2 separate regions of the Homo sapiens genome follow, and region 2 is linked to region 1. Evidence: chromatin loops called from intact Hi-C (ENCODE). Cell type or tissue: heart left ventricle. All regions are shown on one strand. Each heading gives the region's core, and the rest is flanking DNA. Links, peaks and the distances in the headings are about the cores only.

What was found. Hi-C counts contacts between places; a loop is a spot of excess contacts. Peaks named below come from ENCODE experiments on the same cell type or tissue, not always from the same donor. Only the 100,000 strongest peaks of a DNase experiment are listed, where the experiment ranks them.
Region 2: a loop joins it to region 1, with 4 times the contacts of the local background. A loop is called at or near these places in 34 of 110 quality-filtered maps.

What each region holds. Positions count from the first base shown.
Region 1 is chr7:101,354,472-101,370,087 of GRCh38, forward strand. COL26A1 (collagen type XXVI alpha 1 chain) reads left to right here and starts at 8,404. Exons shown (of 13, transcript NM_001278563.3): 1 at 8,404-8,719. The coding sequence starts at 8,562. RefSeq lists a silencer at 9,538-9,777. In heart left ventricle, for the core only: a CTCF peak has its summit at 9,633 (motif pointing right); DNase peaks (open chromatin) are centred at 8,600 and 9,640; H3K4me3 peaks cover 1,620 bases; H3K27me3 peaks cover 3,341 bases.
Region 2 is chr7:101,402,418-101,418,033 of GRCh38, forward strand. All of the region lies in intron 1 of COL26A1 (collagen type XXVI alpha 1 chain), which reads left to right. Among named protein-coding and RNA genes, the nearest start is that of COL26A1, 47 kb to the left of the region's middle. RefSeq lists an enhancer at 8,870-9,413. In heart left ventricle, for the core only: CTCF peaks have their summits at 8,984 (motif pointing left) and 9,188; a DNase peak (open chromatin) is centred at 9,038; H3K27me3 peaks cover 1,244 bases.

The DNA.
Region 1 (15,616 bases), core at 5,092-13,091:
TTAATATTTTTAGTAGAGATGGGGTTTCGCTGTGTTGGTCAGGCTGGTCTCAAACTCCTACCTCGGGTGATCCACACACCTCGGCCTCCCACAGTGCTGGGATTACAGGCGTGAGCCACTACGCATAGCCCAAAACCTTTTTTGAGACACGGTCTCACTCTGTCGTCCAGTCTGGAGTGCAGTGGGTGATCACAGCTCACTGCAGCTGCCAACTCCTGGCCTCAAGCGATCCTCCCGCCTCAGCCTCCCAAGCAGCCGGGATTAATTAACAATTACTCAGCTATTTTTTTTTTTAGTTGTTTTTGTAGAGATATATTCTCACTATGTTGCCCAGGCTGGCCTTGAACTCCTGAGCTCCTGCCTTGGCCTCCCATGGGCATGAGCCACTGTGCCCAGCCCAAATCAAGGCCTTTAATGCTAGATGTCTCTGGTTCTTGGGAATAATGGCTTCTGCCTTTCCAGAAGTTTTGCATGGATTTAGACAATGGCAAGGGCACAGTTTTGAAATAGAGACAAGTACTTGTGTGGAATATCGGGACTCCGAGGGGTGGAGGTGGCAGCTGTCGTGACAACAGCAGCTAACATTCTTTTTTTTTTTTCTTTTTTTTTTTTTTTTGTGACAGAATCACTCTGTCACCCAGGCTGGAGTGCAGTGGCATGATCTCGGCTCACTGCAACCTCCATCTCCTGGGCTTAAGCAATTCTCCTGCCTCAGCCTCCCGAATAGCTGGGATTACAGGCATGAGCTACCACACCCGGCTAATTTTTATATTTTTTGTAGAGATGGGGTTTCACCATGTTGGCCAGGCTGGTCTTGAACTCCAGAGCTCAGGGATCCGCCCACCTCAGCCTCTCATGCCTCCCATGTGTAATCCCAGGCGTGGGATTACAGGCGTGAGCCACTGCGCCTGGCCTGCAGCTAACATTCTAATGTAGAAAACTTGGCCCTTTGGAGGACTCTGTTGACTACTTGATTTTAGGGCTGTTCAATTCTCCCACTTTTACTGTTCACCATATGTGTGTTTTTTCATTAAAAACAATGCAAATTCCTTGAGAGGCTGAGGCAAGGAATTCGAAACCTGCCTAAGCAACATGGCCAGACTCTGTCTCTATGAAAAACAAAAATAGCAAATTAGCCAGGCTTGGTGGTGCATGCCTGTAGTCCCAGCTATTCGGGAGGCTGAGGTGGGAGGATTGCTTGAGCCTGGGAGGTCGAGGGTTATAGTGAGCTATGATTGTGCCACTGCACTACAGCCTGGGCAATAGAGCAAGACTTTGTCTAAAAATAAAATTGGCTGGGCACGGTGGCTGATGCCTGTAATCCCAGCACTTTGGGACGCTGAGGTGGGTGGATCATTTGAGATTAGGAGTTTGAGACCAACCTGTCCAACATGGTGAAACCCCGTGTCTACTAAAAATACAAAAATTACCTGGGCGTCGGGGTGGGCACTATAATCTCAGCTACTCCAGAGGCTGAGGCAGGAGAATTGCTTGAATCTCAGCTACTTGGGAGGTTGAGGCAGGAGAATTGGTTGAACCCAGGAGGCAGAGGTTGCAGTGAGCCGAGATTAGACCACTACACTACCAGGGCTTCAAAGCCAGACTCCGTCTCAAAAAAAAAAGTAAAAATATAAAATGAAATAAAAATAAAAAAGGGAACCTCATCTCGTATGCATCTGTGCAGTCTGCCAGCTATCTTTTTTTTTTTTGAGACGGAGTTTTGCTCTGTCGCCCAGGCTGGAGTGCAGTGGCGAGATCTCGGCTCACTGCAACCTCTGCCTCCCGGGTTCATGCGATTCTCCTGCCTCAGCCTTCCGAGTAGCTGGGACTACAGGCGTGCGCCATCATGCCCAGCTAATTTTTTTTTATTTTTAGTAGAGACTGGATTTCACTCTGTTGGTGTGGCTGGTCTCGATCTCCTGACCTCAAATGATCCACCCTCCTTGGCCTCCCAAAAGTGCTGGGATTACAGGCGTGAGCCACCACGCCCGGCCGCCAGCTATCTTTTTAATGCCTTCTGAAATAATATTGTAAGCACTTGGAGGGTGGGTACCAGGCTATTTGCATTTTCAACATCCCTTCGCTGCACCCAGCACAGAGACGGGCACATAGAAGTGGCTTGTTATATGCTTACGGGCCAGAATGAACCTATTGTCCTGGACATGAAGAAGAGGACCAGGCATGGTGGCTCACACCTGTAATCCCAACACTTTGGGAAGCCAAAGCGGGTGGATTCCTTGAGGCCAGGAGTTCAAGGCCAGCCTGGGCAACATGCCAAAACCCTATCTCTATTAAAAATATAAAAATCAGCTGGGCTTGGTGGTGCATGCCTGTAGTCCCAGCTACTCGGGAGGCTGAGGTGTGGGAGGAATGATGCTCAGGAGGTCGAGGTGCAGTGAGCTGAGATGGCACCACTGCACTCCAGCCTGGGAGACAGAGGCACGGTTTAAAAAAGATGAAACTCAGATGACTGTCTTATTCCTGCAGTTTCTGGGATGTATTCATGCTTGTCCTAAAGACTTTCATCCTAGGCTGGGCACAGTGGCTCACGTCTGTAATCTCAGCACTTTGGGAGGCTGAGGTGGGCGGATCACCAAAGGTCAGGAGTCCAAGACCAGCCTGGCAAACATGGTGAAACCCTTTCTCTACTAAAAAAAAAAAAAAAAAAAAAAATTAGCTGAGTGTGGTGGCAGACGCCTGTAGTCCCAGTTACTTGGGAGGCTGAGGCAGGAGAATCACTTGAACCCAGGAGGCAGAGGTTGCAGTGAGCTGAGACTATACCACTGCACTCCAGCCTGGGCGATAGAGCGAGATCCAGTCTCAAAAAAAAAAAAAAAAAAAGAGGCTTTTGTCCTAAAATACTCTAGCACTATATGGAGTAATGTTATTCCTTTGTCTCCCTGTTTCTCCATGGTCACTCTAGCTTGGGTGCAGCCCCTGGCACTGGAAAAATGAGTTGAAGATAATAAACGATATTGCTGTTCCCTTACCGTGATGCCCAGCAGCATAAAGCCCGGTTGACAGCAACATGGAATATGGAATTTCTCTGCTCTTTAAGATCTCATTATGCGGGGAAGGTGGAAGGAAGAACGCTTACAAATTCCTGGGGGGGGATGACCTCATCATTTATTAGGTGTTGGCCAACTGCCCAAGGAGCACAGTTCAGATTCTTTTTGGGGGAGGCACTGAACATCCCCTGATAACCTAAATTCTCCAAATCTTTTAGGCCTCAAGGGAGGGAAGGAGGGCGAGAGGAACGAAGCAATTCCATTAGGAGGCTGTTTACTCCTAGATGACCAACTCTGAGTTTAAGACAGAGACTTGGGACTTGGGAAGTATGGACATTCCATTTATTTATTTATTGAGACAGAGTCTTGCTCTGGAGTGCAGTGGCGAGATCTTGGCTCACTGCAACCTCCGCCTTTCAGGTCCAAGTGACTCTCCTGCCTCAGCCTCCTGAGTAGCTGGGAATTACAGGCGCCCGCCACCACGCCCAGCCAATTTTTGTATTTTTTTTTTTTTTTTTTTTAATTTTTATTTTTTTTATTGATCATTCTTGGGTGTTTCTCGCAGAGGGGGATTTGGCAGGGTCATAGGACAATAGTGGAGGGAAGGTTGGCAGATAAACAAGTGAACAAAGGTCTCTGGTTTTCCTAGGCAGAGGACCCTGCGGCCTTCCGCAGTGTTTGTGTCCCTGGGTACTTGAGATTAGGGAGTGGTGATGATTCTTAACGAGCATGCTGCCTTCAAGCATCTGTTTAACAAAGCACATCTTGCACCGCCCTTAATCCATTTAACCCTGAGTGGACACAGCACATGTTTCAGAGAGCACAGGGTTGGGGGTAAGGTCACAGATCAACAGGATCCCAAGGCAGAAGAATTTATCTTAGTACAGAACAAAATGAAAAGTCTCCCATGTCTACTTCTTTCTACACAGACACGGCAACCATCCGATTTCTCAATCTTTTCCCCACCTTTCCCCCCTTTCTATTCCACAAAACCGCCATTGTCATCCCGGCCCGTTCTCAATGAGCTGTTGGGTACACCTCCCAGACGAGGTGGTGGCTGGGCAGAGGGGCTCCTCACTTCCCAGTAGGGGTGGCCGGGCAGAGGCGCCCCTCACCTCCCGGACGGGGCGGCTGGCCAGGCGGGGGGCTGACCCCCCCACCTCCCTCCCGGACGGGGCGGCTGGCTGGGCAGAGGGGCTCCTCACTTCCCAGTAGGGGCAGCTGGGCAGAGGCGCCCCTCACCTCCCGGACAGGGCGGCTGGCCGGGCTGGGGGCTGACCCCCCCACCTCCCTCCCGGACGGGGCGGCTGGCCGGGCGGGGGGCTGACCCCCCCACCTCCCTCCCGGACGGGGCGGCTGGCTGGGCAGAGGGGCTCCTCACTTCCCAGTAGGGGCGGCCGGGCAGAGGTGCCCCTCACCTCCCGGACGGGGCGGCTGGCCGGGCGGGGGGCTGACCCCCCACCTCCCTCCCGGACGGGTCGGCTGGCCGGGCGGGGGGCTGAGCCCCCCACCTCCCTCCCAGACGGGGTGGCTGGCCTGGCAGAGGGGCTCCTCACTTCCCAGTAGGGGCGGCTGGGCAGAGGCGCCCTCACCTCCCGGACGGGGCGGCTGGCCGGGCGGGGGGCTGACCCCACCTCCCTCCAGACGGGGCGGCTGGACCGGGCGGCTGACCCCCCACCTCCTCCCGACGTGGCTGACACCCCCACCTCCCTCCCGGACGGGGTGGCTGGCCGGGCAGGGGGCTGACCCCCCCACCTCCCTCCCGGACGGGGCAGCTGGCCGGGCGGGGGGCTGACCCCCCCACCTCCCTCCCGGATGGGGCGGCTAGCCGGGCGGTGACCGCCCCCACCTCCCTCCCGGATGGGCTGACCCCCCCACCTCCCTCCGGACGGGGCGGCTGGCCGGGCCGGGGGGCTGACCCCCCCACCTCCCTCCCGGACGGGGCGGCTGCCGGGCGGAGACGCTCCTCACTTCCCAGACGGGGTGGCTGCCGGGCAGAGGGACTCCTCACTTCTCAGACGGGGCGGCTGCCGGGCGGAGGGGCTCCTCACTTCTCAGATGGGGCGGATGCTGGGCGGAGGGTCTCCTCACTTCTCAGACGGGGCGGCTGGGCAGAGACGCTCCTCACCTCCCAGACGGGGTCGCCGCCGGGTAGAGGCGCTCCTCACATCCCAGACGGGGCGGCGGGGCAGAGGCGCTCCCCACATCTCAGACGATGGGCGGCCGGGCAGAGACGCTCCTCACTTCCCAGATGGGATGGCTGCCGGGAAGAGGCGCTCCTCACTTCCTAGATGGGATGGCGGCCGGGCAGAGACGCTCCTCACTTTCCAGACTGGGCAGCCAGGCAGAGGGGCTCCTCACGTCCCAGACGATGGGCAGCCAGGCAGAGACGCTCCTTACTTCCCAGACGGGGTGGTGGCCGGGCAGAGGCTGCAATCTTGGCACTTTGGGAGGCCAAGGCAGGCGGCTGGGAGATGGAGGTTGTAGCGAGCTGAGATCACGCCACTGCACTCCAGCCTGGGCACCATTGAGCACTGAGTGAACCAGACTCCGTCTGCAATCCCGGCACCTCGGGAGGCCAAGGCTGGCGGATCACTCGCGGTTAGGAGCTGGAGACCAGCCCGGCCAACACAGCGAAACCCCGTCTCCACCAAAAAAGTATGAAAACCAGTCAGGCGTGGTGGCGCGCGCCTGCAATTGCAGGCACTCGGCAGGCTGAGGCAGGAGAATCAGGCAGGGAGGTTGCAGTGAGCCGAGATGGCAGCAGTACAGTCCAGCTTCGGCTCAGCATCAGAGGGAGACCGTGGAAAGAGAGGGAGAGGGAGACCGAGAGGAGAGGGGAGAGGGGAGAGGGGAGAGGGAGAGGCAGAGGCAGAGGCAGTACAGTCCAGCTTCGGCTCGGCATCAGAGGGAGACCGTGGAAAGAGAGGGAGAGGGAGACCGAGAGGGAGAGGGGAGAGGGGAGAGGGAGAGGCAGAGGCAGAGGCAGGGGCAGGGGCAGGGGCAGGGGCAGGGGCAGGGGCAGGGCTAGTTATCCAATTTTTGTATTTTTAGTAGAGACGGGGTTTCACCATGTTGGGCAGGCTGGTCTCGAGCTCCTGACCTTGTGATTTACCTGCCTTGGCCTCCCAAAGTGCTGGGATTACAGGCGTGAGCCACCATGCTTGGCCATCTTCCTGTCGTCTTCTAACAACAATCCTACAATCCTTCTTTGAGGGGAGAAGGACAGGCTCAGTATGTAACCCAGGCTGAAGTGTCATGGCACCATCATGGCTCACTGCAGCCTTGAACCCTTAGGCTCAAGCAATCCTCCTGCCTCAGACTCCTGAGTAGCTGGGACTACAGGCACACACCTCCACGCTTTGCTTTTTTTTTTTTTTTGTAGAGATGGGGGGGTCTCACTATGTTGTCCAAGCTGGCCTCGAACTCCTGGCCTTAAGCAATCCTCCCGCCTCAGCCTCCCAAAGCATTAGGTCTTTGTTGTTTTGTTTTTTGAGACGGAGTCTCACTCTGTCCCCCAGGCTGGAGTGCAGTGGCATGATCTCAGCTCACTGCAACCCCGGGTTCAAGCGATTCCCCTGCCTCAGCCTCCTGAGTAGCTGGGATTACAAGTGCATGCCACTACGCCCAGCTAATTTTTTCTATTTTTTTAGTAGAGACAGGGTTTCACCATGTTAGCCAGGCTGGTCTTGAACTCCTGACCTCAAGTAATCTGCCCACCTCAACTTCCCAAAGTGCTGGGATTACAGGCGTGAGCTACTGTGCCCGGCTTCCAAAGGATTAGGATTACTGAAGTGAGCCATTGCCACTGGCCTCTACAATCCTTTTGCAAAATGTGCTCCAGTCCAGCAAACACTTCCATATTTGATGGTTTTTCTCCATCCTGTAGGCATTTTACAGACAGGAGTTTTCAACTGGTCACAGGGGCAGAGCAAGCCTCAGGGCATCTGCACCCTTAGGTTGCTTTTGGAAGAATTAGGAAAAAAGCTCCCAGGCCGGGCTAGGTGGCTCACACCTGTAATCCCAGCACTTTGGGAGGCGGAGGTGGGTGAATCACCTGAGGTCAGGAGTTCGAAACCAGCCTGGCCAACATGGCGAAACCCCGTCTCTACTAAAAATACAAAAATTAACCCGAAATGGTATTGCTTGCCTGTAATCCCAGCTACTCGGGAGGCTGAGGCAGAAGAATCACTTGAACCCGGGAGGCAGAGGTTGCAGTGAGCCGAGATCGCACCACTGCACTCCAGCCTGGGTGACAGAGCGAGACTCCAACTCAAAAAAAAAAAAAAAAGAAAAAGAAAAAAAAAAAAAGGAACAAAATGCTCCTAACCCGGGCGAGTAGAGTACGGGCTGGATTTCTGGTCCCACCTGGGCCTGGAGCAGGGTCCAAGCCCTATGGGAATCCTGCAACATAGAAAAGACCAAAACTTGGGTCCAGGCTGGCCTTGGGCCCAGCATGGGATCTAGGACTCTGCTTTTCTGTTTATAAAAGGTGGGATTGTCCTACATCTTCCTGAAGCCCTTTTCTGGATAGGATGTCTCATGAATCTGTGATTCTAGCTACAACTTTTTTCTTTTTTTGAGATGGAGCCTCACCTTGTCATCCAGGCTGGAGGCCAGTGGCCTGATATTGGCTCACTGCACCCTCCGCCTCCTGAGTTCAAGTGATTGGCTTGCCTCAGCCCAGCCTGTAGTTGAGATTACAGGCACCTGCCACCACACTAGGCTAATTTTTGTATTTTTAGTAGAGACGAGGTTTCACCATGTTGGCCAGGCTGGTCTCGAACTCCTGACCTCAGGTGATCCGCCCACCTCGGCCTCCCAATCTAGCTACAACTTCTCACCCCAACTGACCCTTCCGCCCCTCCCAAAGCTTCTTACCTGGAAGAGACAGCGGGGCAGGTGGGGGCTGGAGGTTAAAGGGGAAGGAGGAGAATCCTGGGAAGCTCTGGTCAGTTTCTCACGGGAACGCAGCGCTTTGATCCAAAGAGCCCTGCACAAGGATCGGAAGACTCGCATTTGTCTGGCTTAACTTTCTCCAGCCTCAGTTTCCACTTCTGAATGGGACCATCGAGGGCAGTGTGGCGAGGATTCACCAACATCGTCCAGGTGAAATTGGCAGACACAGAATGGGCGCTCCGAAAGCATTCGCGGACCCGAAGAAGGTTTGGTTTCAAAGGTTCTAAGGTGTGTAGCGGGGGCCTGGGCGCGAGGTCTGGCTTTCGGGGTGTTAGGCTCCAGGGACCTCCTGCGGAGCTCGCACCCTAGCTCTGCCGCCACTGCCGCCTCCTCGGCCCCGGACCGCCGAGGGTTAACAAAAAAGCCCCACGCCCCCTTTGACGGCTTAGAGCCCACCTCGCCGAATTTGAAAAGGCGGCCCCGGAGAGGCGTGGGCGCCCCCCACACATTTCCAGCTCGCACCCGGGCTCCGACCGCTCGCCCCGCTCCTCTCGCTGTGCTCCCGGCCGGTGCCGCGGGTTCGGTCCGGGCGCCGGTGCGCTCCTGCCGGTCCTCGTGCCCGGGACTCCGGGTCCCCGCGGGCTGCTGCGCACGATGAAGCTGGCCCTGCTCCTGCCCTGGGCGTGTTGCTGCCTCTGCGGGTCGGCGCTGGCCACCGGCTTCCTCTATCCCTTCTCGGCCGCAGCTCTGCAGCAGCACGGCTACCCCGAGCCCGGCGCCGGCTCCCCTGGCAGCGGCTACGCGAGCCGCCGGTGAGTAGCTCGGGGCCGAGGGGCCGGGGGGTGGGGGGAGGGAGCGGACAGCGGGGGCCCTGGCCACTGGGTGGCTGGAGCGAGGCTTGGGGGCTGGAGAGCGGGGCGATCCGGGACTTGGGGGCGCAGGGCAGCGGGGACTGGGGGCTGCAGACACCGGGCAGCTGGAACGAGAGCTGGAGGGGGTTGGGGTGCGGGGCGATTCGGGCCTGGGGGCGCGGGGTGGCGGATGCCAGGGGCAGGGGACACGGGGCAACTGGGACGAAATGGCGGTGGCTGGGGGTTGGGGTCACGGGGGGAAAGACCGAAGGGCCTTGGGTGCAGGGCGATTGGGGGCTGGGGCGCGGGGCGGCGGGGGTTGGGGGCTGCAGACGGGGCAGCTGGAACGAGCGATGGAGGAGGCTGGGGGTTGGGGCCGCGGGGCTGCGGGGCTGCGGGGTTGCGGGGGCTGAAGGTTCGGGTCCGGCTCCGGGGCTGCGGTGGTCTCTGGCCGCGCCCACCCTGTCCCTTCCTTTCTTCGCTTCCCCAACCTTCGCCCCCTCGTTCCGGGCTCCGAGTAGAGGTGGTTCCGACCGCCGTGGCTGGGGCTGGGGCTCTGCCCGGGGCGTTCGGCCGCTCACGTGGCTCTGCCGCTCACCTGCGCGGCTGCGGCTTTGTGTCGCGGAGCAGGTTCTCGGGTGGCCAAGGCCTCGCGTCCCGGGCACCCCTCTCCTATCAGCGGCCCCAGGACACCAGAGGGGTCATTCCCGCCCAGTCTTTGGGGCTGAGGCCGCGGAGGATCCTCGGCTGCGACTCCCCAGCCACCCCGGGACGTGGAACCGGCTGGGATCGGGTGGCTCCGTGGCGGGGTTGGAGAGGGCGCAGGGTCACCGGGCCCGGGCGCCGGGACCCGCCAGGCGTCTCCTTCCTCTCGGCCGGCAGGTGGCGCCATGGCCACCCCCGGGACGCTCAGGGCTGCGGCTCCGGAGCCCGCATTTGAATTTCCCCAGAAAACCATAAGCATGCAAGTAAAAGTTGCCAAACGCCTCGTTTGCATAACTCGCTTGAATTTAGCTTTTCTCATTTAGTGATAACTACAACCTACACAGCTATGACAGCGCTCTGGAATGCACTACCTGTGTCTGTTCCCTCCGTCTCTTTTTTATATTTTAATTTTTTTTTTTTGCAGAGGCAGAATCTCAACTCTGTTGCCCAGGCTTGTCGCAAACTCCTGGGCTCAAGCGATCCTCCCGCCTTGGCCTCCCAATCTCCATTTCTTTTGATCCTTAACAACCCTAGGGTTAAAACATTAGAGTAGTATCTTTCCTTTAGCTGAAGAAACAGAGGCTCAGGATTTGCTAGGCCTAGGAGCCACTCAGGACTGACCTCTTGTGCTTTCTTTCTTTTTTTTTTTTTTTTAATATAGGGTCTTGCTTGCTCCCCAGGCTGGAATGCAGTGGTGCGATCATAGCTCACTGCAAACCTGATCTCCCAGGCTCAAGTGATCCCCCGACCTTGGCCTCCTGTGTAGCTGAGATCACAGGTGTACACCATCATGACTGGCTAATTTTTTGATTTTTTGTAGAGGTGGGATCTCACTGTGTTACACATGCTGGTCTCAAACTTCTGGCCTCAAGAGATCCTCCTGCCTCGGCCTCCCAAAATGCTGGGATTACAGGCGTGAGCCACCACGCCAGGCCCAGATCTGGTGTTTTCTAGCATACTGCTCTGCCTATCAAAGCTAAAAGACAGCTCCTAGTTCTTTTTTTCTCCTTGATATTTACCAAATCAGAGGACTCCAAGATGATTTCTGGCTAATTCCTTAATAACAAGGAGACAGGGATGTTTCATGCTGGGAAGAAATATACAGTCATGGCTGAATAGGGCGGGACCCAGAAAAGCATAAAAGTGCCTCTGGAAAAGTTTGTATGCAATCCTATTTCTCTCATTTTGTTTGGAAATACTTACCCGGGGCTTCTATGAGGAGCATTCTCCAAACACCCACGCTAGTGTGGCCTCTGCACAGTTCCATATGAGGATTGTCTAAAAAACAAGCTTTTCAAGTTACAGAATAATATATACAGCACGATTTCATTTATGAAAAGGAAAATCAGATCTACATCTAGGTAGATAAATGCCTGAAAAAAGTTTCTAGGAAACCATTTCAGCAGTTAATGTTATGAAGAAGTCTAGGGCTGGGCCAGGGGACTGTCCCATTTTCCCTCTGTCTGCTTGTGGCTTGTCTGAATGTTTTTCTGGTTTCTGTGTTTTTTTTGAGACAGAGTCTCGCTCTGTCTCCCAGGCTGGAGTGCAATGGTGCAATCTTGGCTTACTGCAACCTCTGCCTCCCAAGTTCAAGTGATTCTCCTGCCTCAGCCTCCCAAGTAGCTGGGATTACAGGTGCCCACCACTGCGCCTGGCTAATTTTTGTATTGTTGGCCAATAAAAAATGTAACGTTGGCCAGGCTGGTCTCAAACTCCTGGCCTCAAATGATCTGCCTGCCTCAGCCTCCCGAAGTGCTGGGATCACAGGCATGAGCCACTGTGCTTGGTCCCTAAGAGAACCTACTGGCCGGTACGGGGATTGAATGGATGTTTTGCAAGGAGCGTATATTCATGTAATACTTTTGTAATTAAAAGGTGTGGGAAGGAAAAAAAAAAAGGTGTTTGCAGCCTGAAATACGCCTGCAAAAAAGCAAGAGGTGAGGACCATGAAGAGCGGGAGCGAATGGGGACCTCATTCTGGCATTTGGTGGGTTGGAACTTGGGGACATCTGCAGAAACTTGGAAGGGATCATTTTAGCACAAACAAAAAGAGGCTCAAACAAGTGTGGAATCTTCCAGAACTCTTTCCACCAGGATAAGAACAGGGAGAGGATATAATTAGGTTTAGGGAGGATGTGGATGAATCTGTGGGCAATGGATTCCTAAAAAGGATACCAGAAGGTGTTGGGGAGGCTTGGGGCACATTGATATTCCAGAGTGTGACTGAGTCTCTTTGCCCAGAAAGCCCAGCGTGGGCATTGCAGGCACCTGGTTGTTGCCTGGGTGAGTTACAGGCTGGAGCTGGCTTGGGCGTCACATGTTTCTGTGTCTCATGAGCTATCTATCACAAGTGTCCCTTGTCCTTGAGATCCAAGATGTCCAGAAGCTGAAGGCTTGGGGACAGCAGTGGTCCTTGCAGCCTTGGCCTTCAGTAGTGTGTTTACCGGGGCTTGGCTTCAGTTGACAGGCAATGATGACAGGGCTGTTTCTTGACAAAGAGTGCTTTAATTTCATTGTTACTGCTCCTTGTTAACGTCTGATTTTTTTTTTTTTTTTTTTTTTTTTTTTTTTTTTTTTTTTTTTAAAGACAGGGTCTTGCTCTGTCACCCAGGCAGGAGCGTAATGGTGCAATCATAGCTCACTGCAGCCTCGACCTCCTGGGTTCAAGCAATCCTCCCACCTCAGCCTCCTAAGTAGTTGGGACCATAGGCATGGGCCACCATGGCTGGCTAACTTTTAAATTTTTCATAGAGGTGGGGTCCTGCTATGTTGCCCAGGGTGGTCTTGAACTCCTGGCTTCAAGTAATCCTTCAGCTTTGGCCTCCCGAAGTGTTGGAATTACAGGTGTGAGCCACTGTGCCTGGCCAAAAAGCAGTTTTTAATTGTTAGTTTGTTCAAATCAGGATCTAAATAAGTCTGCTTATTGGTTATTCTGTCTTTTCTCTCCCTTTTAGTGTAGGAAAGTCTTCCCCCTTTGAGAGAGTACTTTTTCCTCCACGCTGTTGACTTGTTGAAGACCAGTTGTTCTCTGCGATGTCCACGTACTAGATTTAGCTATTTCCTTCCCAGTGGTGTAGTTAACTTGATCTGCAATGTCCACGTACTAGTTTTGACTAATTGCTTCCCAGTGGTGTAATTAATTGGATCCTCTGCCCCCTGTATCTCTTCTATTTTGGAAGTTAGGTTGGAAGGTTTGATTAGATTTATGGTCTCTATTTGGGCTTGCTGGGAGAGACAGAAATTCTTCATAGGTGGTCTAGTCTACCATATTATATCAGGAGATGCTCTGGACTGATGTGTGTGTCCCCACCAAATTCATATGTTGAAGCCCTATCCTCCAATGTGGTGGTATTTGGAGGGGGGACCTTTGGAGGTAACTAGATTTAGATGAAGTTGTGAGGGCTGTGCCCCATTATTTGATTAGGGATGTTATAAGAACAGGAAGAGAGGCCAGGTGCGGTGGCTCATGCCTGTAATCTCAGCACTTTGGGAGGCCCAGGTGGGTGGATCACCTGAGGTCAGGAGTTTGAGACCAGTCTGGCCAACATGGTGAAAACCCGTGTCTACTAAAAATACAAAAATTAGCCGGGCGTGGTGGTGCACACCGGTAGTCCCAGCTACTTGGGAGGCTGAGGCACTAAAATCGCTTAAGCCCGGGAGGCGGAGGGTACAATGAGCTGAGATCATGCCACTGCACTCCAGCCTGGGCAACAGAGTGAGACTCTGTCTCAAAAAAGAAAAAAAAAAAAAAAAAGAAGAAGAGAAATCAGAGCTCTCTCTCTTTGCCATGTGAGGACACAGCACAGCAAGAAGGTGGCTGTCTGCAAACCAGAAAGAGAACCCTCACCAGGAACTGAATCTGCCAGCACCTTGATCTTAGACTTCCCAGCCTCCAGGGCTATGAGAAATAAATGTCTGCTACTTAAGCCATTCAGTCTGTGGTATTCTGTTACGGCAACCTTGAGCTGACTAACAGAAGGATGTGGCTTTATTCTGGAAAGCTGGGTGTTAAATATTCAGCAGAACACCACTGTCTACAAGTCTCCTCCACTGTCTCCCTTCTTTTTGTTGCAATTTATTTGTTGAAGAAACTTGGCCTTCTAGATTGTTCCTTTTTCAGGATTTTGTTGGTTATATGCTCATGGTGCCTGTGAACATGTTCATCTGTCCTCTTTATTTCCAGATAATGGGAAATTAGATCAAGAGCTTGGTTGGATCTAGTTCTTCCTCCTCCTTCGTTTTCTATTTTGGCAGAATTACATCTTGGGTGCTGTAGTGTTTTTCCATTGGAAATCACAACGTCTGGTTGTCTCTCTTTTTCTCTCGTGATGCTTGAGGTGTTGGTGATCATTGCGTATGTCATTCTTTCATTAAGGATCGCAAAGTGGATGCAAGACAGGCAGGCCCCCAAATTGGGGCTTAGCCAGGAGGGTTCTTGGCTTCACCCAGGAAAGAATTCAAGGGTGAGTGGGTGGTTTCAGACAGCAACTTTAATTGATGTGGCAGTGTACAGCTGCAGCAGAGGTCCTGCTCCTTGCAGAGCAGGGATACCCCATAGGCAGTGTGCCCAGACTAGCAGCTCAGAGGCAGTTTGGCACTATTTATACTTACTTTTAACTATATGCAAATTAAGGGGCAGTTTATGCAGGAATTTCTAGGATGAAGGTGGTAACTTCTAGGTTGTTGGGTTGTTGCCATGGAAAGGCATGGTAACTTCCGGGTGTTGCCCTGGCAAATGGTAACTGACATGGTGCCCTGGTGAGTGAGTCTTATGGGGATGTGCTTCGTCCTAACCTGTTTTAGCTAGTCCTCAATTTGGTCCGGTGTCAACCCCAACCTCCAGAGTCAAGTCCCGCCTCCTACTTCAAAGTAGTACTATAATTTTGACTCTTTTTAAAATTCGTAATTGCTAGAATACTTATAATTTCCCCCTTATTTACTATTTGTAGGTAGAAAAAACTCACTCAAAATCTGGCTCTTTCCAAAAAAAAAAATTCTTTTTGCAAATGTAAGCAATTTGTGTGTGTATGTGTGTGTGTGAGCGTAACAGTGTGTATGAGTATGTGTGTGTTTGTGTCTGTATCCTCCTCCTTTTCTTACACAGAGGTAATATGCTAGTTACTCTGTCTTCAACTTGGCCTTTTTCCATCATAACGTGTTGTGGAGATGGCTCTATCAAAAAGCAAAGATGGGGGGGCATGATGACTCACGCCTGTCATCCCAGCACTTTGGGAGGCCAAGGTGGGTGGATCGCTTGAGGTCAGGAGTTCGAGACCAGCCTGGCCAACATGGTGAAACCCCTTCTCTACTAAGAATACAAAAATTAGCTGGGCATGGTGGCGCATGCCTGTAATCCCAGCTACTTAGGAGGCTGAGGCAGGAGAATTGCTTGAACCCAGGAGGTGGAGGTTGCAGTGAGCTGAGATCACGTCACTGCACTCCAGCCTGGGTGACAGAGCAAGACTCAGTCTTAAATAAATAAATAAATAAAGCAAAGGTAATCTGCATCTTTTTTTTTTTTTTTTTTTTTTTGAGACAGAGTCTCGCTCTGTCGCCCAGGCTGGAGTGCAGTGGCGCAATCTCGGCTCACTGCAAGCTCTGCCTCCCGGGTTCAGGCCATTCTCCTGCCTCAGCCTTCTGAGTAGCTGGGACTATAATCACCCGCCACCACACCCGGCTAATATTTTTGTATTTTTTTTTAGTAGAGTTCTGCATCCATTTTTATGGGTCTGTTGTTCTGTACAGTGTGAGTGACTGTATTTATTCAGCTAGTCCTCTACTGATAGACACTTGTGTTGGTAAATGGCAAACACATGTTTAATTCTGCTAGATAGCGTCAAGTTTCCCTCCACTGGGGTTACAGCATTTTGCATTCCCATCAGCAGTTTCTTCTTGGGGTACATTTTGAAGAGTCCATTTTATTTTATTTTATTTATTTGTTTTTTGAGATGGAGTTTCGCTCTTGTTGCCCATGCTGGAGTGCAATGGCATGATCTCGGCTCACCGCAACTTCCGCCTCCCAGGTTCAAGCGATTCTCCTGCTTCAGCCTCCGTAGTAGCTGGGATTACAGGCATGTGCCATCATGCCTGGCTAATTTTGTATTTTTTGTAGAGATGGGTTTCTCCATGTTGGTCAGGCTGGTCTCAAACTCC
Region 2 (15,616 bases), core at 4,603-12,602, 47 kb after region 1:
AGCCCTTCCCTTCCCCTTTCCCCTTCTCTGGGCCTCGGTTTTCTCACCTGTAAAAAGGGGGTTGGGGCGGGATGATCTTTCCAAGGCCTCTGGCTGTGAAAATTCTATTTTCTCTTTCTTTTCTTCTTTCTTTCTCTTTTTCTTTCTTTCTTTCTTTCCTTCATTCTTTTTTCTTCCTTCCTTCTTTCCTTTCTTCTCTTTCTCTTTCTTTCTCCCCTCCCCTCCCTCCCTTCCTTCCTTCCTTCCCTCCCTCCCTCCTTCCCTCCCTCCTTTCACTGCTTCCTTTCATTTCTTTCTCTCTTTCTCTCCTTCTTTCCCTTCCTTCCTCCCTCCCTCCCTCCCTCCCTTGCCCCCTTTCCTTTCCTGTCCTGTCCTTTCCCTCCTCTCCCCTCTCCTCCCCTCCCCTTTCCTTTTCTTTCTTTCCTCTATCTTTCCTCTTCCTTTCTTTGACAGGGTCTTGCTCTTTTGCCCAAGCTAGAGTGTGGTGGTGCAATCTCAGCTCACTGCAGCCTTGACCTCCGGGGCTCAAGAGATGCTCCCACCTCAGCTTCTCGAGTAGCTGGGATTAGTCACGTGCCACTATGCCCAGCTAATTTTTAAATTTTTAGTAGAGATGGGGTCTCGCTGTATTGCCCAGGCTGGTCTCAAATTCCTGGCTTTAAGCAATCCTCCCTCCTCAGCCTCCCAAAGTGCTGGGATTACAGTCATGAGCCACTGCGTGTGGCCGGCAAAGTCTTAATAATTCTCCATTCAAGTCCATAGAGAGATGGTTTCAGGGGACAATAGACCTAAACAAAATTCTGTCTTCACAGAGTGGGAGATGCTTGTGGGACAGTTGCTGCAGTGGGAGATTAGGAGTGGGGGCCTTCTTGTGTGTCCCCTCCTTCATGGGGGAGCATTCCTCCCCCTGAAATGGTGCAGCTCTACTAAGTCTCTACTAAAAATACAAAAATTAGTGGGGTGTGGTGGTATGTGCCTGTAATCCCAGTTAATTGGGAGGCTGAGGCAGGAGAATCACTTGAGCCTGGGAGGCAGAAGTTGCAGTGAGCTGAGATTATGCTACTGCACTCCAGCCTGGGAGACAGAGTGAGACTCTGCTTCAACAACAACAACAAAACAAAACAAAACAAAAAAACTTTTTGTAGAGACCAGGTCTTGCTATATTGCCCAGGTTGGTCTTGAACTCCTGGCCTCAAGTGATGCTCCTGCCTCGACCTCTCAAAGTGCTGGAATTGCAGCATGAACCACCGTGCCCAGCCTAAACCATCTTTTCAATGGCAGTCCTCTTCTCTTCTGTTGGCCCACATTTTAAAACAGCTTTTATGAGAGTGCCATTTATTCAGAAAAAAAGACTCCAGGATTATCCTGGTTAAATTTCAGATTAAAGCCTGATCCAGGCCGGGCACGGTGGCTCACGCCTGTAATCCCAGCACTTTGGGAAGCCTAGGCGGGCAGGTCACTTGAGGTCAGGAGTTCGAGACCAGCCTGGCCAACATGGTGAAACCCTGTCTCTACTAAAAATATAAAATTTGCCGGTGTGCTGGTGGGCACCTGTAGTCCCAGCTACTTGGGAGGCTGAGGCAGGAGAATCGCTTGAACCAGGGAGGTGGATGTTGCAGTGAGCCAAGATCATGCCATAGCACTCCAGCCTGGGCAACAGAGCTATGCAAGAAGAGAAGCTGTGTCCTTATTTCTGGACACAGTTGTGTGAGGTTGTGAAGCCTGGAGCGGTGGCAGCCATCTTAGAGCCATGAGGCAAGACAGCCTGGGGAAGGCAGAGCAGGAGGCAGGGTCTTTGACTGTGTGATGCTGCCTAATTAGCCAACTCTGCAGCCACTCACTTCTCAATATGTGAAATCTTAAGTGACCTGGTTGTTCAAGCCCAATTTATCAGTAGGGTTTTTACAACGCATCTGAAAGCATCCTCGCCAAAACAACCTGCTGTCAAAACATACTATCAAGGCGTGAGAATGTGAGACCGGGAGACACTTGGTGTCCTGGTTGCACCATTTACCCTCCCCCCCCAAATGGCTTTGGGCAAATCTCAATGCCACAACCTCAGTTTTCCATCTACAAAGTAGCAGTTCACCTTCCCAGGGGAGCCAGAAGTCCCAAAGACAATAGCACCGATATGAATGTAAATTTGTGGACTGCAAACTTCTAAGCATAGCAGATGTTACCATTAAACTATAAATAGGCCAGGCACAGTGGCTCATACCTGGAATCCCATCTCTTTAGGAGGCTGAAGTAGGAGGATTGCTTGAGCCCAGGAGCTCAAGACCAGCCTAGGCTATATAGTGAATCTCCCTGTCTCTACAAAAACAAAGTGCGAAAATTAGCTAAGTGTAATGATACGCGCCTGTGGTTCCAGCTACGCAGGAGGCTGAAGAGGGAGGATTGCTTGAGCTCAGGAAGCAGAGGTTGCAGTGAGCTGTGATCATGCCACTGCACCCCAGCCTGGGTCACAGAGTGAGATTTTGTCTCCAAAATAAATAAATAAACAAATAAATAATTGTACTTTATGGGCCGGGCATGGTGGCTCATGCCTATGATCCCAGCACTTTGGGAGGCGGAGGCGGGCAGATCACAAGGTCAGGAGATCGAGACCATCCTGGCTAACACGGTGAAACCCCGTCTCTACTAAAAATACAAAAATTAGCCGGGCGTGGTGGCAGGCGCCTGTAGTCCCAGCTACTCAGGAGACCGAGGCAGGAGAATGGCGTGAACCCCGGGAGGCAGAGCTTGCAGTGAGCTGAGATCGCGCCACTGCACTCCAGCCTGGGTGACGGAACAGAGCGAGACTCCGTCTCTAAAAAAAAAAAAATTATACTTTATAATGAAAATATAATCATAATCCTGAACTAGCTCTATCTCTTCTGGTAAGGAAAGGAGACAAGACTTTTTACCCACATGGTATCTACATTTTTTTTTTTTTAGAGACAAAGTCACTGTATCACCCAGGCCAGATCGCAGTGGTACAATTACAGCTCACTACAGCCTTGGACTCCTTGGGCTCAAGTGATCCTCCCACCTCAGCTCCCCAAATTGGACTACAGACACAAGCCACCATGCCCAGCTAATTTTTTTTTCCCCAAATGCTGATCCTCCCTGAATGCTGGTCCTCCCTAAATCCTGATTGTCCCTGAATGCTGATGCTTCCTAAAATGATCCTCCTTAAATGTGCTCCTCCCTGAATGCTGATCTTTTCTCACGTGGTCCTCCCTCACATGATCCTCCCTAAGTGCCGACCCTATAGAAAGCGCTTGGCACCATCTCTCCCCCTAGCCTGTTCCCTCTGGCCCTCCTATTAATGGCGGTAGTTGGGGATCACTGCTGAAGTGCTCAAAACCACACAGCCTGCTTGGCCAAATCACATACTTCTCAGCTGCCCCCTCCACATGGAAAACTCAATCCATCAGTGGCCCCGCCAGCCCTTCCCGCCAGTGCGCAGGCAAGGAGCCGATGCTGCCTGTGGGGCTGGCTCTCAGGTGGGGTGGGCCCCAAAATTCCCCACCGTGGAAGCTGCTGGAGAATAAATGCAGATAACGAGGAGGGAGGAAGCTGAGAGGCTGGTGGCACGGCCGTGCTCCGTGGAGTAGGTCGTGCACTCCCGGAGCCCCTCTCCCTCCTCCCCGGATGGAAATCCACACAACTCCTTTGCCCTTCAGACCTCCGTGCTGCGCCCTGGAAACCATGTCATCGCCTTTGTGTTTTTGCAAAAAGATTTGGTCAGTCGCCATGGAGATTTCAGATCATCTTTTCCCTCCAAAAATCAATGACCTTAACTTTTCAATTCCTTCCCTGCGGTGCTTCGAAATGGACAGTTCCAGTAAAAACTATTATGAGGAAACGCAGGCAGGTCTATCTGCTATCCAAACACTCCTACTGTTTTTTGTGCCCGAAAAACTGATCAGGCCATGGTGTTACATACACTCGGCTATTCCTATGTGAACAAAACCACCACTCCCTGCGGTGTTGAGGCGGATGAGTGATGGACAGGAACAGCAGCCTCAGAGACACTCATTTTGCTGGAAGGGATGACCCGATTTGTGCCAATTTGCTCGATGGCAGACAGATGATGGAGAAGTGCTCTCAGGGGGCTGTTGGGGGGCTATGGCCATGAGCACCTTCATGGACTGTCCATTTACCCCCACTGGGCTCAGCTTCCAGCTTCTGCCTCTCCATCCTGCCCCAGCAGGTACTCCTGGAACCCCACTCTGAGTTCCCTTCTTTAAAAACTTTCCATGTGTTGGCCGGGTGCAGTGGTGCAGGCCTGTAGTCCTAGCTACTTGAGAGGTGGAAGAATCTCTTGAGCCCAGGAGTTCTGAGACCAGCCTGGGCGACATAGCAGGACCCCATCTCTGCAAAACATTTCTTAAAAAAATAGCTGGGCATGGTGGCACGCACTTGTAGTCCCAGCTACTTGAGAGGCTGAGGCAGGAGGATTGCTTGAGCCCAGGAGGTTGAGGCTGCAGTGAGCTAGAATTGCATCACTGCACTCCAGCCCGGGCAACAGAACAAGATGCTGTCCCTGTAAAAAACAAACAAGAAAACCTCATCCTACTTTCCACGTTTTCACCTCCTCTTTTCCAATAGGGTGAGTCTCCAAGCTCCTCCAGAGCCAACATGTCTCCACCTTCCACCCCCATCGAGTGGGTATCCTGCTCGCCCCTTCAAGGATGGGGTATCTACTCCACCCACTGTGGGCAGCCCATTGCACTTGTGGGCAGCTCTTCCTGGCAGCGGGTACCTCCTTATCCTGAGTGATGCCTGTCTCCCAGCAGCTTAATGCTCTGACCTGACTCCATGCCCTCTGGGGCCATGAGAGCAAGTCTGGTCCAACTCCCCTACAGGATGTTGGGGCAGAAAGCTGGCTGCCTTCACCATGGCCCTCCGCTTGTCTCTGCTCGATATTCCTGAGGAACCTGTCCTCAACAGCCCTCACCTGTTCTTCTAGAGAGGGCAGGTCTGAGCCTGAGGAGCCATGGGACCTCCTTTTCACCTGGCCAAATCCCGGGTGATGACTTTTCTTCCCATGGAAGCTCACGGCTCTAACTCTGACATCAGCCTCCCCTCCCTCCCAGCTCAATCACCTTCTGCTTGTAGGACAGTGGCCATAGATATCTCCTCCCGGGGCTCTGGGTGGCAGTTTCTCTGCATTTCTATTGAACCTCATGGCAGACACAGGGAGAGTCCTCAGTGAGGTAGGAGATGGGATTTGACTCTGGAGGTGGGGTGCAGACACTGGACCAAATTGAGGACTAGCTAAAACAGGGAAGAGGTGAAAGCACCTCTCCATAAAACATACCCCCTAGCACCATAACGATTTACCATTGCCATGGCAACACCCAGAAGTTACAGCCCCTTTCCATGGCAATGACCTGATAACCCAGCAGTTAGCACCCCTTCAAAGTTATCACCCGGAAGTTACCACTTAATCATATGCAAATTAAGGGGCGGGTTATACAGAAATTATGAATAACCTGCCTGTTAATTTGCATACCATTAAGATGGGTATAAATAGGAGTGAAGCTCTACCTCTGAGCTGCTACTCTGGGCACACTGCCTGTGGGGTAGCCCTACTCTGTAAAGAGCAGAACGTCTGCTGCTGCTGTGCACTGCTGCTTTGATAAATTTGCTAATACCACTGGCTTGCCCTTGAATTCTTTCCTAGGCTAAGCCAAGAACCCTCCCTGGTTAAGCCCCAACACTGGGGTTCACCTATACTGCATCAGTGGAAGAAGATTCTGAGCCAGAGTCTAACATGGAGGGTGTTTATTAGGGATGGCTTTTAGGATAAATCCCTGGGGAAGGGAGGGGACTGAGGCAGGAATGAGCAGAAGGAGACGAGCCTCCATATAGGCCAGGACAGCTGCCCCAGACCCCATGAGGCTCTGCAGCTGGGATGCTCTTTCAGCGTTGTCCCCAGGCAGGGATATGTCCAGGCTTTTCAAGTGCGCCTCCACCAGTCACAGGATGGAGGGTGCCCCAGGAAGAGCTGGGACCTTGGATGAGGTGACTCTGAGCAGCTGAATGATGGATGTCTGTTGACAGCACTTCCTGTAGCTGGGGCTAAAAGCCTTTCTCAATGCAGGGGATCTGGGTGGCACAGCCCAACATCTACCACAAGGGCTGGTGGGCATGGAGGGGAACAAGGTGTGTTCCTGATGCTATTTTGCTAGTAAGACAGCCTGGGATGGCCTTTGATTTGTAGAGGCCACAACTCTGTTGACTCATGCTGAACTTATTGTTGGCAAGAACCTCTACATCCCATCTGAGGCTTGTCCTCTGGGCTCTGGGGCTGCAGTGCAGGACTTCATATTTGCCTGGTTGTATTTCATGTTGTTAGACTTGGCTCCTTGCTGCGGCTGTGCAGATCTAGCTTGGATCCCAACTCTCTCCTAAGACCCAGGCCCCTGTCTCTGCTGGCTCCTGGTCTTCCACAGTTCCCAGCAGCAGTTTACTGCCTCCCCAGTCAAGGTCTTCCTCTCCTAGAGGCATGGCCTCAAGAAGACAGACAGCCACGTGCCAAGACCCAGATCGTCTGGCTGTTTAGCAAAGTGTCTAAGAGTTGCCCGTTGACTTGTTGTTGCCTTGGACATGTTATTTACTCCTTCCTGTGCCTCAGTTTCCTTCTCTGTAAAAGTAGAATAATAACAGTACTTACCACCCAGATTTGGGTGAAGATGATCAGGACACCTTGCTTAGGTAGCAGAATGAGGAGGGGAAGAGAAACCACTCCATGCGCTTGGCTGGGGTCTGAACCACACTCAACTCTCATCTCACTGGTTTCAAACAGGAGTAGGGATAGTTCCTCCTCCTTGCTATTTTTCCTGGTCCTTGAGGGATATGGGTAAGAAGGACCTATGAGGGGATATTTTATTTGCTCTCTGATTATCCACCTGTTCTCATTAGCAAAGTGGATGGAGCATGGGGTTGGGAATGAGAAGACTGAGTTTCAAGGCATAAATTTACTACATACTCATTCTGTGACTTGTGGTCTTCTCTGGAGTTTCTTATCTGTAAAATTCCTGCATGTCACATTGTTGAGAAGACCGAACAGAAGAATGTACATGTATTCATTTGCCAGGGCTGCCATGCCACCGACTGGGTGGCTTAAACAAAAGAAGTTTATCTTCTCATAGTTCTGGAAGCTGGAAGTAGAAGCTGGAAGTAGATCAAGGTGTGTTACCACCTGATCAGGGTTCTCACCCACCATGCAGATGCAGCCAAAATACTGAAACAGCAGGTGTTGCAGCAGAGAAAGCATTTAATTATTTCAAGGCAACTGAGCGAGGAGGACAGGAGATAGTTCTCAAATCCACCTTCCTGAGATTTCAGAGGCTAGGGTCTTTTTTTTTGAGACGGAGTCTCGCTCTGTTGCCCAGGCGGGAGTGCAGTGGTGTGATCTCTGCTCACAGCAACCTCCACCTCCCGGGTTCATGCCATTCTCCTGTTTCAGCCTCCCGAGTAGCTGGGACTACAGGTGCCCACCACCACGCCCGGCTAATTTTTTGTGTTTTTAGTAGAGACAGGGTTTCACCATGTTAGCCAGGATGGTCTTGATCTCCTGACCTCATGATCCACCCGCCTCAGCCTCCCAAAGTGCTGGGATTATGGGTGTGAGCCACCGCACCTGGCCAGAGGCTAGGGTTTTTAAGGTTGGTTTGGTGGGCAGGGGGCTAGGGAATGGGTGCTACTGATTGGTTGGGCATGAACTCTTAAGGGTGTTAAAACTATCTTTGTGCACCAAGTCCATTTCTGGGTGGTGGAGGGTCATGGATTGCTGGGCCAGCTGGTGTTCGTTGGTTCATCAGTTCATCTGAATGCAAACTCTAAAAAGTATTGCAAAGACCAGTCTTAGGTTTCACAATAACATGACTCCTGAATGCTAAGTTATTACAGAAGAGCAAACTAGGGAAAAATAGTGGGTTCTTGTTTTACCGTACCTGCATCTTAGCAACTTTTGGTTGTCACAAAAGAAGTTACATGACTAAGGATCATTGTTCTTAAGAAAAGAAGTTTATTAATCTTGTTGGACAGCCTGCCTGGGACTAGGAGAGGAAGGTAGTGAATTATTAGTGACTACTGTCTGTTGAAATGACTGTACATGTAATCATGCATAAAGGATGAAAAGGTCAGAGAGAAAGGAAAAAATATATAACAAACATCTTATGATTGAGTTCTCCCGGGTTCAAGAGATTCTCCTGCCTCAGCCTCCTGAGTAGCTGGGACTACAGGTGTGCACCACCACGCCCGGCTAATTTTGGTGTGTGTGTGTGTGTGTGTGTGTGTTTTGAGACGGAGTCTTGCTCTGTAGCCCAGGCTGGAGTGGAATGTCACGATCTCAGTTCATTACAACCTCTGCCTCCTAGGTTCAAGTGATTCTTCTACCTCACCCTTCCAGAGTGCTAGGATTTCAGGCATGAGGCACCACACCCAGCTAATTTTTTTTTCTAATTTTTTTTTGTAGAGCTGGGGTCTTGCTACGTTGCCCAGGCTGGGCAAACCTTAGTTCTAACAGAGCTTCTTGAACACAGTTGGCAGGCAACCTCACTGGCACTGGCCTTTCTGAGGGATTGGGCAGGTGTGGCCAGGTAATTAGAACAGTGAGGGCAGGTGTGGTGCTGGGGAGCTGGGCCTGAAGCTGGACACCCCCAACCTTGAGATGGCTCAGATCCTGCTGGGGCTCAGGTCCTGGCACAGACCACAGCCCAGAGCAGCTGCTGTGGTTGAGCTGAGTGACTGTGGATGGGAGGGCTCCTTCTGGGATGCAGGGGTTGGGGTCGGAGCAACAGAACTTTACCAGGCCTGCCCTGTGTCCGCCGTCTTCAGGAGCTGGGAGTCTTCCCATAGGACGAAGGCTAAGACAGAGGCATACAAGGGGGCCCTGTGGGACAGGAGAACCTTTCCTGGCTGGAGGGTCAGGGAAGGCTCGCGGGAGGGACACGGCCACGTCTGTGCTTGAGAGCGCGCCCTCTGGTGGTAGATAGAGGAGACTGCAGGCTGGGAGGGCAGGAGGGGCCGAGGTTCAGGACCACCATGGGAGGGGCGTCAGGACACGGACTTGCAGGCACGGTGCCTAATTGGCCGTAAGGAGGCAGGGAAGGGAGGGAGGAAAGGAGAAGGTGGAGTCTGGGTGATTTGCTCCTGGTAAGGAAACGGGGAACTTAGAGGTGCTGGCCTCCAAGCTGGAGGAGCAAGTCGGGGTTGAATAGTGATGGATTCAGTTGGATTGGACAGGTTGGCATTGTGTGTACTGCAGTGTCCTGTGGGACATGACGGTGTGTGACCACTGTCTAGGCAAGCAGGCAGGCACAGTGGTGACTCAACAGGGGGCCAGGACAGAGCTCAGGATGAGGAAGTGGGGACAGACTGTGTGGTTCTGGTGGAAAGGAGGGGGGCCCTGGCAAGGCCTTGGGGCCTTGCAGAATTGCTTGAGCCCAGGAGGTCAAGGCTGCAGTGAGCTATGATTGTGCCACTGCACTCCAACCTGGACAACAGAACAAGACTCCATTCCAAAACAAAACAAAAGAAAAAACAAAAGCCCTGGTCTCTGACTCAGGCTCGGGACTCAAGTGTCCTGGGGAGGGAGGGGACGCATGAGATCAACCCTCAAAGCAAAGCTCAGTTAGGAGCACTGGGGCTTGGAAGGCCAAGCCTGAGGCTGGGGTAGAGGTGGTGAGGTAGGAGGTGGAACTTGACTCCAGGGGCAGAGCTTGGACACCAGACCAAATTGAGGACTAGCTAAACAAAACAGATCGGGGCAGAAGCGCCTCCCCATAAGACATGCCCACCAGTGCGCCATGTCAGTTTCCCATTGCCATGACAACACCAGGAGTTACCACCCCTTTCCATGACAACGACCCAACAACCCTAAAGCTACCACCCTCATCCTGGAAGTTTACGCATAAACCACCCCCAATTTGCATACAATTAAAAGTGGGGCCGGCACAGTGGCTCATGCCTGTAATCCCAGCACTTTGGGAGGCCCAGGCGGGCAGATCATTTGAGGTCAGGAGTTTGACACCAGCCTGATTAATATGGTGAAACCCCCTCTCTACTAAAAGTATAAAAATTAGCCAGGCGTGGTGGTGTGCACCTGTAATCCCAGCTACTAGGGAGGCTGAGACAGGAGAACCCCTTGAACCTGGGAGGCGGAGGTTGTAATGAGCCAAGATTGCATCGCTGCCCTTCAGCCTGGGCCACAGAGCGAGACTCCGTCTCAAAAAAAAAAAAAAAAAAAAAAAGTGGGTATAGATATGAGTGCAGCCCTGCCTCTGAGCTGCTACTCTGGGCACACTGCCTCTGGGGTAGCCCTGCTCTGCAGGGAGCAGGACCTCTGCTGCTGCTGTGCACTGCCACTTCAATAAAAGTTGCAACACCACTGGCTTGTCCTTGAATTCTTTCCTGGGGGAAACTAAGAACCCTCCCTGGCTAAGCCTCAATTTTGGGGCTCCCCTGTCCCGTGTCACCAGGGCAATGGGGGGAAGAGGCTGCTTCAGCAGCATCTCTTAGGGCAGCAGGCAGCCTCGGAGAGGGGTTGACTGGTCACATTCCGAGATGGGCATGAACCTGGGAAGTGTCCTGAAGATCTCTCTATCGCATCATGACATGATTTCCTGAAATCACTTAGCACTTGTTTTCTCTATTAACCGCCAATTAAGGATTTGATGGCTCAGCCAAGTCACAGAGCCAAACGCCTGGTGGGGTGAAAGTACTGTGCAAGCAAGCCTTGAGCTGGTGGTGGCTCGGGACGGTTTGATTGCTCCTCCCCCTAGGTGAAGTGGGCCGCCTCTTGCAAGAAAAAGAGACTTGTGGCCGGGCGCGGTGGCTCGTGCCTATAATCCCAGCACTTTGGGAGGCTAAGGCAGGTAGATCACTTGAGGTCAGGAGTTCCAGACCAGTCTGGCCAACATGGCGAAACCAGTCTCTACTAAAAATACAAAATATTAGCCGGGTATGGTGGCGGGTGACTGTAATCCCAGCTACTTGGGAGGCTGATATAGGAAAATTGTTTGAACCCAGGAGGCGGAGGCTGTAATGAGCTGAGATCATGCCATCGCACTCCAGCCTGGGCCACAAGAGTAAAACTCCATCTCAAGAAAAGAAAGGAAATGAAAGGAAAGGAAAGAAAAAGAAAAGAAGAAAGAAAAGAAAAAGAAAAGGAGACTTGTTTGGGAGCAGATCCGTCCTCAAGACCTTTGCTAGGAGTGAGTTTACTGTCTTGGACCCTCCCTGAGTGCTCAGCTGGGGAGAAGGGAAGGGAAATGAGGAAGGAACATTGCTGAGATGATGCCCAGAGATAATGCCAGTCCCTTGCCATCCTGATGGAGGCTGCCGGGAGTGTGTTCATTTCTTGGCAGTTCGAGGACCAGGCCTGCCATGTCCCAGTTCTGTCCTCCTGGGTCAGTCCTTCCAGGAGGGTCGTGAAAGGGACATGTGTCTCCTGCTAAGCACCTTTCTGGGTGCAGTTATTTTATGGCCCCCAGAGCACTGTTCACCCACTGCTGTGCACCCGCCATAGTCAGGAGCTGAGGTGCGCAGGTGGGCGGTGGCAGGACGACACCACCAGACAGCAGACAGAGGCAGACAAAACACTCAGGACGCAGGGATCCTAGGGGCAAGGCAATGGGGGTCCCCACAACCGCGGCTACCTGGGGATGCACAGGCTTTAGAGCTCCATCTGGAAAGGCCTGGAGCCCTTTCCTTGTCTCTGCCTCCCTTCTTCGTTGTTTTTGGCCAAGTTTTGATTTTTGGAAGCCATTTCCAGCCCATTTAAAGACCAAATGTTATGGGGACGGTGATTTGAGGTATTTGGAAATGTTTTCCAATTCACAGCTCATTTCTCTATGGAAAGCCCTGACTCAGTGTGGTTCAGAGATGCTGGACGACGGCCTGTCTGTTCTAGAACCCTCGGGCGGATCTCAGGATCCCACATTAAACCATCCTGAGGAAAGTCACCTCTCTCTCTCTCTCTCTCTCTCTCGCTCGCTCTCGCTCTCACTCTGTGTTTGTGTGTGTGTGTGTGTGTGTGTGTGTCGGAGTCTTGCTCTGTCACGCTGGCTGGAGTGTAGTGGCACGAACTCGGCTCACTGCAACCTCTACCTCCCGGGCTCAAGCAATTCTCCCGCCTCAGCCTCCCGAGCAGCTGGGATCACAGGCACCTGCCACCACACCCGGCTAATTTTTTATTTTTATTAGAGACGAGGTTTTGCCATGTTGGCCAGGCTGATCTCAAACTCCTGACCTCATGTGATCCGCCCATCTCGGCCTCCCAAAGTGCTGGGATTACAGGCATGAGCCACTGCGCCCGGCTCACCTTTCTTTTTGGAAACACACACTGAGTGCTTGAGCTGGAGCTGAGGCTTTCCAGTAGAATCAAAGGAAGGGCCTAGGCTGCTGAAGTCTCCCACAGTTTCAGGACCTTTTTAATTGGCAGAGGTGGAATTCACAGTTTGTACTGGGTAGGTGGGATCCCGCCAGTCCTCGGGTCAGGAAGACTAGACTCCCTTTGCAGCTCAGCCTGTGGTTTGAGCTGTAGCTATGGGCAATGAAGTTTAACCTCTTAGACTTTCTTTTCCATCTGCAAACTAGGACTGTCTTTAAGCTGTTAGATTCCTTTGTAGGGTTTAAGTAACCAGTTGATTAAGAATGATGCCTTGATTTTGGTAATGCTGCATGATTTACACACTACTGACTGGGATGTGTTCATTTAGTCCTGATCATAACCCCCCCCCTTTTTTTTTTTGAGACGGAGTCTCTCTCTCTGTCGCCCAGGCTGGAGTGCCGTGGTGCGATCTTGGCTCACTGCAACCTCCGCCTCTCAGGTTCAAGCGACTCTTCTGCCACAGCCTCCCCAGTAGCTGGGATTACAGGCGCCCTCCACCATGCCCGGCTAATTTTTTGTATTTTTAGTAGAGACTGGGTTTCACCATGTTGGCCAGACTGGTCTCGAACTCCTGACTTCAGATGATCTACCCGCCTTGGTTTCTCAAAGTGCTGTGTTTACAGGCGTGAGCCACTGTGCCCAGCCTCATCATAACCTTAAAAGTTAGATTTTAAATATAACTGAGGCTCAGAGAAGGGACATCACTCTGCCTAAGTCATACAGCAGGTTTGTGGCAGAACCTGGTTTTAAACTAGGTTTCCTGGTGCCTGTGAGAAGAGGGCTCAACTTTTCACTACTTTCCCTTTTCTTCCATGTTTTTGTTTTGTTTTGTTTTGTTTTGAGACAGGGTCTGGCTCTGTCATCCAGACTGGAGTGCAGTGGTGCGATCATAGCTCTCTCCAGCCTTGATCCCTGATCTCAAGCGATCCTCCTGCCTCAGCCTCCCGAGTAGCTGGGACCACAGGCATGTGCCACCATGCCTGGCTAATTTTTACTTTTTATTGTATAGAGATGGGGTCTTGCCGTGTTGCCCAGGTTAGTCTGGAACTTCTGGGCTCAAGTGATCCTCCCACCTCAGCCTTCCAAAGTGCTGGGATTATAGGCGTGAGCCACTGCACCCAACCCCTTTCACGTATTTTTGAGTGTGCTAGTACTGGTAATATGTATTTTCCTAGAAAATTGTCCAGTAGTCAGGATTTTTGAAATTTTTTGATGTAAGATTATACCTAATATTTGCTTATACATTTAAATCTCTATATGGAATTTTTTTTTCTTGTTCTTCATGTCTATTAAACCTGAGTTTAGCAGGGCATGGTGGCACACGCCTGGAATCCCAGCCCTTTGGGAAGCCGAGGTGGGACGATCACCTGAGCCCAGGAGTTTGAGACCAGCCTGGGCAACATAGCTAGACCCTGTTTCTACAAAAATGCAAAAGTTAGCCAGCATGTTGGCGCACACCTGTGGTCCCAGCTATCTGGGAGGCTGAGATGGGAGGATTGCATGAGCCCAGGAGGTTGAGGCTGTGGTGAGCCATGATCATGCCACTACACTCCTGACCTCAAGTGATCCACCCACCTCGGCCTCCCAAAGTACTGGGATTACAGGCATGAGCTACCACACCCAGCCTGAACTCATGTCTTTCTTCAGCTCTTGTAAATTTTCTTGTTATTTCTTCAAGTACATGCTTCTCTTTGTTCTTTTTTGATCATGCCTTCCAGAGCTACTACTATATAGATGTTGGTCCTTGGTCTTCCTCTAGGTCCCTTGTTGCCTGTTTCTGCCTGTTTTCCATCTCCTTTTCTTTTTGCAGTGGCTACTGGGAAAGGTCACAGCTTAGATTTGCAGCTCATCGGTTTGCCCTTTAGCTGTTTCCATTCTGTTTTTCATAGTCATACATTTCACTTCTAAGATAATGCATTTTTTTAATTTCATTTTTTTTGTGTGTGTATGTCACAGGGTCTTGCTCTGTCACCCAGTGTGGAGTGCAGCGGTGCGATCATGGCTCACTGCAGTCTCAAACTCCTGTGCTCCAGCGATCCTCCTGCCTCAGCCTCCTGAGTAGCTGGGACCACAGGCATGTCAGGGACCATGCCTGGCTAATTTTTGTATATTTTTGTAGATACAGTGTTTCACCATGTTGCCCAGGCTGGTCTAAACTCCTGGGGTCAAGCTATCCACCCGCCTCAGCCTCCCAAAGTGCTGGGATTACGGGTGTGAGCCACCATGCCTGGCCAGAATTTTTTAGTGAGTGATACATTGTCTTATTTCTTTGAGGACATTAATTATGCTTTAAAAAATTATCTCCATCTATTTGCTTTACTATTTTTTAAGGGGATGTGATTTATTGCCTGTTGAGTTGGTGCCTTTCTTCCATGATACTGGCCTTTTTTCCTCAAATAATTTGAAAGTCTTGGTATCTGGGGTTTTCCATTAGCTTGTTTCTGTTTCCTGAGAATTTGTCTGTTGGTGGGCTGGAGGTATGGATGAAGAATGGGAAACGAGTGTGTAAGAATTCATTTATCTGTCTGACTTTGAGAGTGACCCTGTTTCTCCTGGAGGTCACAAGCTTTTTTTTTTTTTTCTTTTTTCCATCCCCCAAGACTGAAAGGTCACCAGTTTTTGAGGTCAGCCAGCACCCACTCCTGTGACCATACCTACCTTAGGACAGGTGAATCCAATGCCTAATATCTTTTTTTTTTTTTTTTAAATAGAGACAGGGTCTCGCTCTGTCACCCAGGCCAAAGTGCAGTGGCACTATCATATCTATGTATCTCTACATATCTATAGATACAGGTATATCTATATATCTAGACATAGATATAGAGATATATCTCTATATCTAGACATAGATATAGAGATATATCTCTATATCTAGACATAGATATAGAGATATATCTATAGATATCTATATCTATAATATATTTATATCTTGAGATGGAGTCTTACTCTGTCATCCAGGCTAGAGTGCAGTGGTGCGATCTCGGCTCACTGCAACTTCTGCCTCCTGGGTTCAAGTGATTCTCCCGTCTCAGCCTCCCAAGTAGCTGGGTCTACAGGTGTGTGCCACCAAGCCTGGCTATTTGTTTTTGCATTTTTAGTAGAGACAGGGTTTCTCCATGTTGGCCAGGCTGGTCTCGAACTCCTGACCTCAGGTGATCCGCCCACTTTGACCTCCCAAAGTGCTGGGATTACAGGCATGAGTCACCATGCCCAGTCGTATATATA